3 separate regions of the Mus musculus genome follow, and all the other regions are linked to region 2. Evidence: chromatin loops called from intact Hi-C (ENCODE). Cell type or tissue: heart. All regions are shown on one strand.

What was found. A loop is a pair of places that touch in the nucleus more often than their neighbours do. Peaks named below come from ENCODE experiments on the same cell type or tissue, not always from the same donor. Only the 100,000 strongest peaks of a DNase experiment are listed, where the experiment ranks them.
Region 1: it touches region 2 in a loop (2.6-fold over the local background); 7 of 42 quality-filtered maps call a loop at or near these places.
Region 3: a loop joins it to region 2, with 7 times the contacts of the local background. A loop is called at or near these places in 4 of 42 quality-filtered maps.

What each region holds. Positions count from the first base shown.
Region 1 is chr14:102,900,023-102,905,022 of GRCm38, forward strand. No RefSeq gene overlaps it. Among named protein-coding and RNA genes, the nearest start is that of Gm34589, 68 kb to the left of the region's middle. In heart, no CTCF peak of the experiment used is centred here; a DNase peak (open chromatin) is centred at 3,059; H3K4me3 peaks cover 503 bases; H3K27ac peaks cover 725 bases.
Region 2 is chr14:102,807,786-102,812,785 of GRCm38, forward strand. No RefSeq gene overlaps it. Among named protein-coding and RNA genes, the nearest start is that of Gm41234, 15 kb to the left of the region's middle. In heart, a CTCF peak has its summit at 2,393; DNase peaks (open chromatin) are centred at 2,406 and 4,176.
Region 3 is chr14:102,880,451-102,885,450 of GRCm38, forward strand. No RefSeq gene overlaps it. Among named protein-coding and RNA genes, the nearest start is that of Gm34589, 48 kb to the left of the region's middle. In heart, no CTCF peak of the experiment used is centred here; a DNase peak (open chromatin) is centred at 3,071.

The DNA of each region.
Region 1 (5,000 bases), 92 kb after region 2:
TGATAAGAAGGCACCTAATGTAAATAGATAAATCCAAAGTGAAGGCAGAGATGCAGGACTTCCTGATTTAGGTTACCTTGTAGGCACACATTAGACAATGCTTTTTAGAAAAATCAATGTCTGTTGTAGTTTAGGTTCAAAGGATATTGGAGAATACATAAGGAATCCGTACTCTGAGCTTTGTAAGTCCCTGTGGAACCCCACTTCTGTCTCTTATATTCAGCTAATCTCCCTTCTTAGGAAGACAGCATAGAAACCTAGAGGGAACACGGGGTCTTTATGGACATGGTACCATCCAGTTGTATAATTAGAACTGAGTCTTCAAGTCCATTCGTCTTTGTGTGAGAAACACAGCTGCCTCTGGGAGTAACAGAATATATGCTTTCCACCTTCCTGGGAGAAAGCCTGAATGGACAGGGCAGGTTTTGGCCTTCCTGTCTGTTGCTCCACATCCCATACTGTTACAGCCTCCACTTCTCCACCCATTTCTGAAGCCATTCTGTCTCATATTGATGGAATCCAAGTCCCTGCTTGTCGTCAGCTTAATGTGTAACATCACGGGTGAATCTTACTAATATCTGCTCTCTAGGATCGCATGCGGCTTTGGTGGAAGCTTCCTCTGCCTATAAGAACTTACGTCCCATCCCGCCCCCCCCCCAAAGAGTATATTTGACCTACTTCAAATTGAAACCTTGCTAATTTGATGTTTTTATCCATAAATTGTTACCTACCCAACTTTTATCTGAGAGACATTTTTTCTAAAAGTTATCTCATAAAGTACTTTTCTTTTGCCAAAAGAAATGTCTGGACTGGCAGATTTTACAGCTAAAGCAACAGTAAGTTAAAGCACAATGAGGTCATTGAAAGAACAATACTGGGCAATCGCAGCACTTGGATTCTTGGCTCTATTCAGTCTAGAAAGCACTGAGAGATTTCTTCCTCAACGTCCTTTCAGCCTCAGTTCTGAAAGCAAGAGAATTAGAAGAAGTTGTTTCTATGGTTTACTCTATGGTTTAATGAATCTAAGATACTATGGTGCTGTGTTCTTTATTGGGATAAAAACTTGCTAAAGAGAAGGAAAAGAAGCAGCAAAGACTTTATCAATTCCTGGAAACTTTTTTCAGACCACATCCTTCCATCTTTAAAACTGTGCAATCGCGCCTCCTATTCCCACTGAATTCCACAGATGATGAAAATCAAAATTTAGAGAAGTCCAAACATCTGTACAATGTCATGGGCTAAATGTCCATTACTCACTGTGTTGGTTTGGCCCCTATACACTCGTGTGTTTAAGTGCTTGGCCCATAGGGAGTGACACTATTAGGAGGGGTGGCCTTGTTGGAGTTGGAGGTGGCCATATTAGAGAAAATACGTCACTGTGGTAGGTGGGCTTTGAGGTCTCCTATATTCTCAAGCAATGCCCACTGTGACACAGTCTCCTGCTGCTTTCAGATCAAGATATAGAACTCTCAGCTCCTTTTCCAGTACCATGCCTGCATGCATTCTGCCATGTTTCCCGTCATGACAAGAAAAAACTAAGTATCTGAAGTTTTAAGCCAGCTTCAATTAAAAGTTTTCTTGTATAAGAGTTATTGTGACCATGATGTCTCTACAAGCAATGGGAACCCTAACTAAGACACCACCCCAACCCTCCAAAATATGTTAATTCACAAACTCCTGATATGAAGGTGTTTGGCATTATAGCCTTTGAGATAGCTCAATAATTAGTTTAGAAGATATGAGAATGGGGTCCTCACCATAGCATTAGTGTTTGTATTCGGTACCTCACAGAAGCATTTAAAGAAAAGTTTATCATGGTACAAGAAAGGTGGTTCTAAAAGACATGTTTACAGGACACACAGTGACAGATGAGTTGAGGTACTGGGTTGCCTTTCATCAGCCATCAGTTAGGAACATGAATATGCAGGGTAGATTTTTGCATCCTCAGTTAAACTTCTCTGAAAACACCCTGACAATGACAGGCACACCCAGAGGCATATCTCTCAGGAGATTCCAAATCCTGTCAAGTTGATAAAGGAAATCAACCCTGACAACACCTTTGTTTTTAACAAGCACCAAAGGAGTTGTGGCCCTCTCTCTCTCTCTCTCTCTCTCTCTCTCTCTCTCTCTCTCTCTCTCTCTCTCTCTCTCTCTCTCTCTCTCCCTCTCTCTCTCTCTCTCTTCCATACACTCTCCCTCGCTCCCAGAAGAAGATACAGAAAGACATCAGCCATCTGTGAGGCCAGGAAAAAAGTTCCTGCCAGGAAACAAACCAGCCAGCACCTTGATCTTGGACTCAACTCTACAAGTATGAAATGCATCTTCCTCCTGCTGGCATCTGGGTCGCAGTGCTCCGTGACGGCAGATCAGCGATGCCACCCAACATCCTGAAGTTAGAACCAGATCTGAACTCTATTTTTAAAATACATGCCAAATAAAAGTAGAGCAGAATGTCTGAAGAAACTGTACTCAGTGCAGCCTGTTACAAGACGACAGTCCCGAGCTTTAGTGCTATTACTCCAAAGGCAGGACGAGAAATTAATTGGTGCCCATGCCAATCTACTTACAACTGTATACCAAATAATCTGGAATGTTTGATGTCCAAGGGCAGCATTCCAGAGACCACCTAGCTCAAAAGTATCTCGGGAGCTAAATACTTGGTACCAAAAAAAAAAAAAAAAAAAAAAAAAAAAAATCCCTCCTAGCTAGAATAAGCATTAATCTCCCCCACACACACACCAATTGAAGTTTCTGCTGAGTGGGGAGACAGAACTTCAGAACTCTGAGATGTTCCTCAGTTGCAACTAGTAAGCCAAGACAGCACCAGGAGCTAGTTTAGCGGGAGGAAATTGGTAAGAGACAAACGATAAGAGGGAGAAGAAAATAGACGAGGGTAACAGCCTACTTCTCTCTTTCCTAGAGAGGAAGGAATCCGCTCTTGGCTTGAGCTAGGCTGCCGAAGCTATTATTTATAGCTCACAGCCTCCCAAATCAGTGATACTACTCACATGGGAAGGTTACCAGAAGCAAGGAGTGTCACTCGGGGGGATGGGGAGGCATTACTCTAGCAGATGGTGGCCATGCGAGCTGTGGCAGCCGCCAAGAGCATGATCAGAGGATTCTGTTCTGCTTTAGGGCATCTGTTTCCACGCTACGGCTGAGCCTGAAAAATCTGCTGATTCCCATCTTCCCTCCCAAACCGAGTCAGTGGCCAGATCAGCGTACAGGCCCCACGGCCCTCCAGGCAGCGTGCACTGAGCTGAGGCAGAAAATTGGAAATTCTTCTCCCTGACTCTTTAAAGGAAGGAGCTAAGTTAGCATCCCTAACTGTAGCAATTTGGACTGAATTTCATCTTGAGCATTGAACAGCAAAAGCATCAAATTCTGTGATTCCCACACTGTGCCAGTGAGAAAGTTACTGGAATAAGAAACAAGTCTGCCCATGTTCTTACCCTTGCTCCTGGAGGAATACGTCGCAGTTCCATTTGCCACTTCGTGCGCTCAGTGCTCCGGACAGTAGTATTTCTTTCTTTCTTTCTTTCTTTCTTTCTTCCTTCCTTTCTTTCTTTCTTTCTTTCTTTCTTTCTTTCTTTCTTTCTTTCTTTCTTTCTCTCTCTCTCTCTCTCTCTCTCTCTCTCTCTCTCTCTCTCTCTCTCTCTCTTTCTTTCTTTTTTTTTTCATCTTTCTTTCTTTCTTATTAGATATTTTCTATATATACATTTCAAATGCTATCCCGAAAGTTCCCTATACCCTCCCTCTGCCCTGCTCACCTACCCACTCACTCCCGCTTCTTGCCCCTAGCATTCCCCTGTACTGGGGCATATAAAGTTTGCAATGCCAAGGGTCCTCTCTTCCCAGTGATGGCCCACTAGGCCATCTTCTGCTACATATGCAGCTACAGATATGAGCTCTGAGGGTACTGGTTAGTTCATATTGTTGTTCCACTTATAGGGTTGCAGACCCCTTCAGCTCCTTGGGTCCTCTCTCTAGCTTCTCCATTGGGGGACCTGTGTTCCATCTTATAGATGACTGTGAGCATCCACTTCTGTATTTGCCAGGTACTTGCATAGCCTCCTACGAGACAGCTATAACAGGGTTTCTTCAGCAAAATCTTTCTGGCATATGCAATAGTGCCTGGGTTTGGTGGCTGATTATGGGATGGATCCCCGGGTGCGGTAGTCTCTGGATAGTCCATTCTTTCTTCTTAGCTCCAAACTTTGTCTCTGTAACTCCTTTCATGAGTATTTTGTTCCCTATTCTAAGGATGAATGAAGTATCCACCCATTGGTCTTCCCTCTTCTTGATATTCTTGTGTTTTGAAAATTGTATCTTGGGTGTTCTATGTTTCTGAGCTAATATCCACCTCTCAGTGAGTGCATATCTAATGACTTCTTTTGTGATTGGGTTACCTCACTAAGGGTGATATCCTCCAAATATATCCATTTGTCCAAGAATTTCATAAATCCATTGTTTTTAATAGCTTAGTAGTACTCCATTGTGTAAATGTACCACATTTTCTGTATCCATTCTTCTGTTGAGGAACATCTGGGTTCTTTCCAGCTTCTGGCTATTATAAATAAGGCTGCTATGAACATAGTGGAGCATGTGTTCTTATTACCAGTTGGAACTTCTTCTGGGTATATGCCCAGGAGAGGTATTGCTGGATCTTCTGGTAGTATTATTCGAGGCTTTTTCACACTTTCTCCTTTTTTTAAATTAGATATTTTCTTTATATACATTTCAAATGCTATCCCGAAAGTTCCCTATACCCTACCCCCACCCTGCTCCCCTACTCACCCACTCCCACTTCTTGGCCCTGACATTCCCCTGTACTGAGGCATATAAAGTTTGTAATACCAAGGATTCTCTCTTCCCAATGATGGCCAATTAGACCATCTTCTGCTATATATGCAGCTAGAGACACGAGCTCTGAGGGTACTGGTTAGTTCATATTGTTGTTCCACCTATAGGGTTGCAGAACACTTCACTGGCGGTTATCA
Region 2 (5,000 bases):
TTTACCAAATGAACAAAGTTAGGGCCCTTCAGTGATTGAAAAAGTGAATAAAATTTTAGTGGAAAATTTCTCCGCCATTTTGACTGTTTGCAAGTGGGCCAACCAGAGCATGGAGATTCTGGGGAAAATATGTGAGAAATGAATTTAAGTCGGTGATTATGGTTCATGTCTCCCTGCCCTTATGAACCTCTACCTGGGGGTCCACTCTGACCAACTGCTTTGTGAAAGACAAAGTTAGCTTCCCAAGTGAGCTGTTGGTGGGCTCGAAAGGAGAAATTTTATTCCACTGGATCCTTGACATCTTACGGAGACAGTCCCAGGTTTGTGCTTACCTCATGGGAAAATATGAGAAGAAAAGCAATGGTCCTCTTACAAATGTGTGAGACAGGCAGAGAAAGGGACTATGCAACAAACAGGACTCACAGGACAGGAGTCAGCCTTCTCTGGGATACGGAGCTATCTACAGTCTCCTTATATACATTCCTCCTTAGGGAAGAGCAGAAAAAGGCAAGACTATTTCTCTCTCGTGACTTCTTGAAGTCAGCAATAGAGGCATACATCTGGTCCTGATTCTGTGGGTCAACTCAAGGGCATGGAAGATCCAGATAAGATGTATCTACCAGAGAGAGAAGTATATGAATGGGGGACTAGCTGACCCTGCAGGTACCTCAGCAAACACTGTCCACCCACTAGGAGTTAACTGTGGACCTTCCCTGTTTTACTGTCTCTCTACCTCTCTGCCCCTGGATAGATCTCCAGCAGTAGAAAGCTAACCACCTCAGGCCCAGCTCTCAATCCATGAAAGATTTGAGACACTAGACTCATCCGTAGCTGTCAAAAGATTCCATGGTATATCCCACAGTCTTCCAGAAGGTTGGTAGCAAAACTGAATGCCAATTATCCATAGCAGTGATCCATTTATCGTCATCTTTACATAGGCTGGCATCCCTTCCTTCCTTATCTTACTTGTAAGTTGTCTCCTGGTACTTCCTGAGACACGGCATACCAGAGAAACCACTTGTAGTCAAGCCCTTGACTCAAGTGCAGCTTTGGGGGAGGTTACCCTAAAACACAGCCTTTCAGGAGGGAGATACCGGGTTCACATTATCTCTGGGACTCCTTCTTACTTTAAGTGCTTGGTTTAATAGAAAATCTCATGTGTTCTCAAACCAGCTACTTCATGTTGTGCCTCACAGTTACTGTGAAGAGGAGATTATACCAGCTACTGGGTGTATCTGCATTTCAGCATATGTCTGGGTCAGAAGTCACACGTGAATCCTCAAGAGATCACACTTTTTGAATGACCAATGTTTGACACAAGGATGGTGTTTATCAGTGTGAATTCTCTTTTCCTTTCTACCAGGAAACACACTTCTCTTGGCATCTAACTCAATGTGGATATGTGATTCCCAAGTGTTTTATCATCATCACAATAGATCTTAAGGACTATAAGTTCTTTCATTTCAAATCAAGTTTTGCTCAAATGAGGCAGACAGAGCCACCGCCTTCTAGTATGCATAAGCTTTCAAATTTCTGCAGACATGAACTGTTATATAGAAGGATATCTTTAACTGATATTTTAAATATCAAGTTCATTTAGCATATATATCATTAATGATTGATCCATCAGCTTCCTGGAGAACAACAAAGAATTTCAGATGTGCCTGGGACATGGAAAGAGTATGGAATGCATGTCACCCTGAAGGATTCTCCTATTCACAGTAATTGTGAGACTCCTGGTTTCTGGGCGACAGAATTTTCACTTCTCTCATTTCTAAAAGGCAACCTGGCTTCCCAGCTACAGCTCTCTGCTCCTTTAACTCAAAGAAAATCTGTGGCTCCTTTCTCATTTCCATTTTCCAAGGTCTCGCTCTCAGCTGTTCTTCTCCTCTCCTCTCATCCATCCATCCATCTCTCATGCCATTTCTCTCCCTTTCCTGAGCCCATGAGCCTCTTTTCTCCTGGTTAGCTTTCTACACCTAATCTATTACAGAATCAGACTCTCTCTCTACATGCCTTCCAGAAAATTCAATGAAAAAAAAAAAAAAACCCAAACCCATCACACCTACATCCCTGGAGCAGACACAGGTCTCAGCAGATGTTCTGAATTCCTTCTACAGGGACCTCACTACGAGGCTCTGTGCAGCCTTTAGGAATATATCCTTTAGCAACCTGCACATTGCTTTGCCCTTCCCTCTCTAACTTCTTTAAAATGAACCAGAGGAAAGCTCTTGTGATCAGAGTAGAAGAATATTGTGCTCCTGGTAGCAATAAATGCATTCCCTCATCAGATGATCAAACAAACTTTTCAGATGGAAGTTGCTGAGCCCAGACTTTGCCTTCCTCCCAGGATCCCCGAGGCCTCACCCTTCCTGTGCGAACTTGCAGACTTCCCTAACTGCCACTAGGGACCACAACTGCCTGACTCACAACCAACAGGAAGCAGGCTGTGAGGGGCCAGGTGAAATGAAGTCAAAGACACAGGAAATGCTCTGAGCCAGATTTCTATCATTGCCCCAGGTGATGTCCTTTGCCTGAGTTAGCTAACTATACAACCCAGCATCCTCCCCAGGTCGAGGCAGAGCTCAGATACCATCTGTCCCAATCTCTCACCCAAATAATAAATTCTGAAGGAAACATTCCTGCAGCTCAGCCAGGCAACTTCTGCCTGTTTGTAGAAGCCCTTGAGAAACATGTGGACAGACTCACTCCTCTCTTGTGCAAGCTACACTGCCTTGGGTTCTCCCTCACTGCTTGCTGAACACTTCCTATGGGGACCGTGTTCTTTTTGTTTCACTATTGTTAGCATGCTTGGTTTCAGGGCCAGGTTCAAAGTCAGTAACTCCAGCCACTAAAATTGATGAGGTGTTGTGACCATGTTATTATTTGCCACTGCTCTACTCTGTTGTAGGTAAATACCAGGTCTTAGGGGTAGGTGTTAAACATTCCTCACAAACAGTGTGTGGTGGAACAAGCCTGTAAGCCCAGCCCCTGGGAAGGTGAAACGGGTCACCAATCCCAAGCCATCCTGGAAAGCAAGACTCTGTCGCAAATAATTTTAAAAGAAAAAATTCTCATTACACACTAGAGTGGATATGTGCCTTTATTTAACTTCTTCCACATTTTTTAGTAATCGGGCAGAGGGATAAGAAAATAACAGCACAGCATTTTTTTTTTCTTACAATATCAAAACAAACCTTAAAATAGTACAACATTTCGAGACCTATATTTTTCCATCTCATGTAGCACCACACCTGGAAAGAATCGTCACTGAAAGAGCAATGAAAGTTAATGTAAGATGGGCAGGAAGAAAGGGAAATAGATGGAAAAGCAGAGTGTCCAGACATTAGGAAGAATCCCATGGGGTCTAGCTAGTATAGAAATATGAAGCCACTTCTCGCTTCATGCTGTGAGTGGCCATATACTAGACACTGCCAAGACATAATACCGCACAGGAACAGGCTGAGAATAGGGAAGGAGAACAAGAAAACAAGGAGCCGTGAAGAAACAGGAAAGAGAAAAGCCCTAAGAGGATATTTGCCTCACTTCACCGCTATTGCTACCAAAAGCAAGGGAGTTTCATTGTTCTCTCTCTCTCTCTCTCTCTCTCTCTCTCTCTCTCTCTCTCTCTCTCTCTCTCTCTCTCTCTCTCCCTGCCTCCCTCTCTCTCTCTCTCTCTCTCTCTCTCTCTCTCTCTCTCTCTCTCTCTGTCTCCTATTCTTGTAGCTCTGTGTAGCTCTAGTCATGACGATTTCCACAGTATTCAGCAGAAACATGCTCTACCCTCTGTATCTGGCATGCATTTGCAGCAGAGAACCCAGCATCCATACTGAGAACGGAAAACATAAGCCCTCTGACAGAAACAGAGGTTCGAAAGAACAGCTTCTTCCTGAGTTGAGAGTGTGCCTAGTTAGAACCAGAGTTGGGTGTGGGCTTGGGTTGTGCCATGCTCGGTTTTGCTGTGTTTTGTTAGGTTTTGTTTTCCAGGGGATAACATCTGGTGAGAGACCTTCAAGACGCCCAAGTAACTCTGCTGCAGGTTTAGCAGAGAAGAGCTGTGTTTGCTCAAAGACAGCTGTAGCATACACAAGGAAGACGCTTGCTGAAGGATTATTTCACACTCCCTGCTCTCTGGGTTTTGACTTTTTTCCTTTGGCCTCTACAATGCATTCCATTTGCATGTTGTTTTCCGTGTTGAGTGGAGCAGAACAGGCTGGGGAATCCAAACTGATGACTTCCAGAATCCTCTCTTAGGTCCTGGGAGTTTAACGCCTTTTCCCAGTACACTTGGAAGAGTTTCTCGGGCTATCTACAAAATCTCTCCCACGTCTGTGAATTTATTATTGAGTCTGCTGTTTCTATCGGTTAACTCTTCCAGATGGCGTTAGTTGCCTTGGAAGCTCCTGTTGTCTGTAAAATTTTACCTGAAGTTCACATCAGGCTGCTTGGTATTAAGACAAGAGTACAATGAGCAGAGATAATTGTAAAGAAGAGTCTCGGGTACTAAATATCTTTTGAATGCAATAATAAAAGATTTACAGTTTATTATTATTATTATCATCTAGTTACATCAATGAAAGGTTTCAAACACTCCAAATACCCAAATGTATTCAGTTTACATTTACAATATGCGCAGAATGGTAACCTGGCTCTGCAAAAGATAGAGCCTTTTAAAAAAAAATACAAGACATGGTCCCTGCACTCCCACAGTTTAAAATTGAACTAAACCACTGGGAACATTGAAGGGGCAGGCATGAGGAAGAGAGATCTCAGGGGGACCAGATCTGATACAGTTTTGAACAATGAGGATCCCTGCAGAGGTAAAGAGAGACAAGCTTCCAGTCTGAGAACAGCAGGATGAAAGTGTGAGAAAGGGAACCTTTAAGAGCATTCAGCAACAACCAGTAGGCCTGAAGAGGAAGCCAGCAGAGAGAGAAAACTAGTCCCTTAAGAGAGTTTCAATTGGACCATCTAGAAACTGCCATATCCAGGGATCCATC
Region 3 (5,000 bases), 73 kb after region 2:
GGTCAGGCCAGGAGAAATTGACTCTGTGTTTATAGAACTTTTCTAAATAGAGTATGTATTATTTATTAAAAGCTGAAATGTCATTCTTGTTAGTTACATATGCTGGATATTCCTCTCTTTAAGCCTGAATTATCTTTTCTATTTGCAGGCCATTCTATGCCGCTAACTTCCCTTCCTGTCTTCCAGAGTCCTCAAGACCCTTGTCCTAACGTGCTGCTTCCAGGGTATAAACTTAGGGAGCAGACTGACTCCTGGATGACTCCAGCACTTTTTGCTACAGGAAGCAGAGTGAACCAGAAGAGTTGGCTTCTCATCCCCATCCTAGTCAAACAGAAATGCAGAGACCATGGAGATCCTGCTGAGGTCCCTGGTCCCCTTCTTGCAATGAGTGAACTGTAAGGTTAGGCCAGATCACCCCAGAGGCCCATGCATCTGGAAATGTCTGGGTTTTCTTGAGCTCTCTACCCAATTGCAGTAGAAAGTTTTAATTGGCAGGAGTGTGAAATTACTGCAAAGTTCCATTTACAAGGCAAACAGTTCTCATTCAGCAAGAAGGGAAGAAAGCCAAGACACATAAATATCCAGGGGATCCAGCATACTGTTTTATATCAGAACAAATGTCCCAGACAAAATATTCATTCCAGATGTAAATCCAACCCAAATATCTACAGGAAGCAAATGAAGTCAGGGGAAGCTGAAGAAGTGTTTTCAGAAACATTAAATTACATAATGCCCTACACATATGTAAGAACTTAGTGGCACATCCCATTCACGTTTAATGGACTCTAAATTCATCTGAATAAGTAACTCACATGTAAACAACTGTAATGTTTACAATAACCTCATATTCATCTGAGAAAGTGCAACTGTTATTTAGAGGTAATTACTGACATTTAAAAGTCAGCTTAAGATTATACAAATTCTGGTAAATTAATACAATATTAAAGCAACTCCTAATGACTAATCACTATATCCATAGATTAAGACACCTCTCTCAACCTTCATTAGAGAAGCTTCCATTGGCAGTAGGTCATAATCGACACGTAGAGCCACAACTGACCAAGGTGCAGAGAATAAGAGACTGTAGAAAGTGAAGCTCTAAAATCAGCAAATATACTTGATTTCCTCCTCCACAGACTCAGAGATCATGGTGAAGGAGGCAGCAGAAAGAGAGTAAAAGCCAGACGAGAGGGGTGACTGGAAGAAAACAGTGTCTGTGGACACAGCAGTGCATATGAACTCCCAGCTGCTATGGCAATGTCCCCAAGACCTATGCAAGCCCAAGCCAGACAAAATCCTGGAAGTTCCACCCCTAGCAGAGGAGCTATTACAATGGCTAGCTGCTGAGAAAAGGAGGCTCCGTTTCTCTAAGAGTGTAGATCCAGATAAGCCAACCACATCTCAGTGGAAGGACTCAAATCCACAAATATTTTGGACTAGATGTGAGAAAAGTATACAAGAATGGGAGGAATGGAAAACAATGTAGACATGGGGTATACATGAGGTTGGCATGGCCTGGGAGTGGCATAGGCATGGGGTAGACATGGCACGGGCATGATGTAGACATGGTGTAGGCATAGGGTGGGAACAGTAGAAGAAGAGAGAGATCAAAGCTCATTGTATGAAATCCTTGAAGATGCTGGGTGTGGTGGCACACGCCTTTAATCCCAGCACTCGGGAGGCAGAGGCAGGCAGATTTCTGAGTTCGAGGCCAGCCTGGTCTGCAAAGTGAGTTCCAGGACAGCCAGGGCTATATAGAGAAACCCTGTCTCGAAAAACCAAAAGAAAAAAAAGAAAAAAAAAAAAGAAAGAAAGAAAGAAACTCTTGAAGAAAGAACTAATTAAAAACCCAACATAAAAAAATAAAGATGATACAAATAACTCATGAGTTTATTGCAAAGGAAATTAAAACCAGACAGTTGAACATACAGAAAAAGAAAAAAGGAAGTTCCCTTCACTCGTAAACCCCTCCACCCGACTTCTCCACCCACAGGAACCGATGATTTAAACCCCTTTTGTTCTAGATGCACATAGCTTCATAGTGTTCCTATCTGTCTCTTGCAAGGCACTACAAGACTATCTATAAATATCAGATGTCTTTATTCTGTCAAATTTAATGAAAAACTTGACAAATTTCTCACTAAAACTGAAAGTTGCTTTTCAAATGAAAATCCATTATTTATATCTCCCAGAACTGATTCTAATCAGTATTCTCCATCTCTGCTAATATTGCAGTTTTCAACATAATAAGCTAATAGCCCTGCATTCTAGAGGAAGAGATAGTGTCCACCAAGTGCAGGGTGGGAATGGCTATTTAGTTTTTGACCTCCAGGAAAATGGAGTATGTTTGTTCAGACTCTTGACCAGTTCTAGTGATGCCGCAGTGTGTCTTGCCATTCAAAAAATGCATCCAGCCTATGAGCCCTACCTTACGAACCAATACCATAATTCTCCCTGATTATTCTGAAAGGCCAGCAAATGATTGCCAGGCAGGAACGAGAGTCCAAGGAGAAAGAACCCGAGTACTTTGGGCATCCTAAATATGCAGAATTCAGGCTCCACTCCTGTGCGATTACATAACCTTATGGCTAACTGGCAAAAAAAAAGAAAAATTGTGGAGAGTGAAAAATTCAGTGAAGATTTTGCAGAGATCTCTTATACATAAAGGCAGTAGGAAAAACACTTCGTGGAATAAAATTCAATTAATCATAGATCTCATGTCCAACAAAGCATTACAGTGAGCTTGGGAAGGAGGAACGATTTTTCCATTTGTTAATTGCTGTTGTGCTATGGATCTAATACAAGCTGGCTGGCTTACGTTTATACTACCCAGAAGGTTCACTCAATAGGTAATCCATGCTTTGAAAGAGGACTCTACAAAACACAAAGTTCATTAGCTTCATCTTCATGGGATCTGGCCTCTTCTCCCCAGTAGCAAAAGGGCTGCAGCAATTTCAGCCTTTGTATTTCCTATTACAGCATTCAGTAAAAAAAAAAAAACGGAAAGCATCTGTTGGAACTCATTCTCCTTGGCATGCTCTGCACTCTTCCTGTGTGAGGAAGGAGGCGGGGTTATGCTAATCAGAATAGACAAAGAGAAGGCTGGAGAGGGAACTCAGGCCTAACCCAGCTTTGAGGGTCTTGCCTAGAAAAGGCAAGTAGTCAACACGGGGAGGCAGGTGTAAGGTCCACACCACCTAAATATCCTCAAACATCCTCTGAGATTAAGAGAGAAGCGAACGGGCCTGGTAGGAGAAGGCAAGTGAAGGAACTGGGATACTCTTCTATGGTGCTCGTCAGCCAGAAAGAAACAAGGAACAGAAAGTTTCTCTAACGGTATAAATGCTATCATATCACAACTGAAAACTATTAATTCCTGTTAGCACTGTTTGTTCCAGCACAGACTATCTCCCTTGTCAATGCTTTTCAAAGAAAAGCCAAAGTTTGTTCCATCCTCTTGTCCTTGGAATCCATCTCCCAACAGTGACGATCAGAGCGCAGTGCACACTGGGTATGCTAGAAGTAGACCTGGTGATGCTTTATCGGGGTGTGGAATGACGTCTAACTTATGCTTCGTTCGTAGAGCAAGACTGAGATTTCAAATGAGAAGTTCATTTCCAGCTCTTCGTGTTACGTACCTTTTTTTTTTTCTTTACTCCTGAGCTGTGGACTTGGTGATTTGCAAGCACTTGACGACAGACAGCACAAAAGTGAAATCAAGAACGGGAGGATGCTTTCACAGAGAGTACTCCGAACCGTTCCTCTGCTTTCAGACTAAATAGATAATTAGCTATCCAATTTAAAAGATGTTCTTGAGTGAAGATGGCACAGTGTTCCTTGGAAACGTGTTTTAAAGTTTAATGATCTTTGCTATCAGCATGAAGCTTATGTTGAAACTAACAGTGAATTGAATCTCACCATAAGAATGTTCGTTAAATGTAGAGCGTGCCTACTAAGTGGCTGTCCTGAAGTTCACACCCATGTGTCTCTGTAGAAAGTGCTCTGTAAGGAACTGGCCTTTGTTAAGCTAGAAAACTCAATTGCTCATACACCAGTTGACCAACGTCCAGGTTTTCACAATTGAAAAGCTGCCCTAAGGAAAATGCTGGGGGAGGGGAAGTATAAACATTACCCGCAGCTAAGCGTGGTGGTGGTGGTGGTGGTGGTGGTGGTGGTGGCTCCGTACTTGTAACCCCTGAACTGGGAGACTAAAGCAGAGGGAATCACTGCAAATTCCAGGCCCAGTGAGACTATCTCAAAACAGCAAGCACCGCTCAGGCCTGCCTCTCCAGGGTACATGCTCTCATTTCACTTGCCTGGTTTTTTATGGTTCCCATGGTTTTCCTTTGAGCCTTCTGCTATTTTTTTCTCAGTTATGATAAACTGATGTCTTAAATTGAACTCCACAAATAGATACAACCACTAATGTCTAGAAAAATCACTAGTTTGGGGAAACTTAGCAGGTCCCTAGCCTCAATATTTTTATACTAAGTTGTGTTTGAGTGGAAAAGAAAACGGCATCTAAAACTGAAGAGTCGAGAGAGGAGATATCAACTAATAATCAGGGAGTGACAGTTCATATCTTTGTTACCAAGGATGACTAAGCCAATAAATCCCTTCGCTAACACCAGCTGCCCATAATCTAAATATATCAGCAACCATCCCCCAGCAGTGTGCACTAAACTGCTGAGAAGCATTAATTTTATCAAAGCTTGTGGAGCTCAAGTTCATGCAGGTTTATACCCGAGCGGGTTCCAAGACCACTGCAAGCCTCTTCAAGGTGACCGAAAGCCTCCAACATCTATTATGGAGGGCCTGGGGTCCTCTGAGTCTCTTCAATGTCTCTTCAACACTACCCAGCAGCAGGGAGCTGAGCAGAGCTCTTGCAAGGAAAGTCTACAATTGTCTCATAGTGCGAAGCCATGCCTTACACTAAGTCAAACCTCCTCTCTGTCATTTCTACTGAAGCGTGTAAAGCCCTCTCCATGTGACAAGCCTTC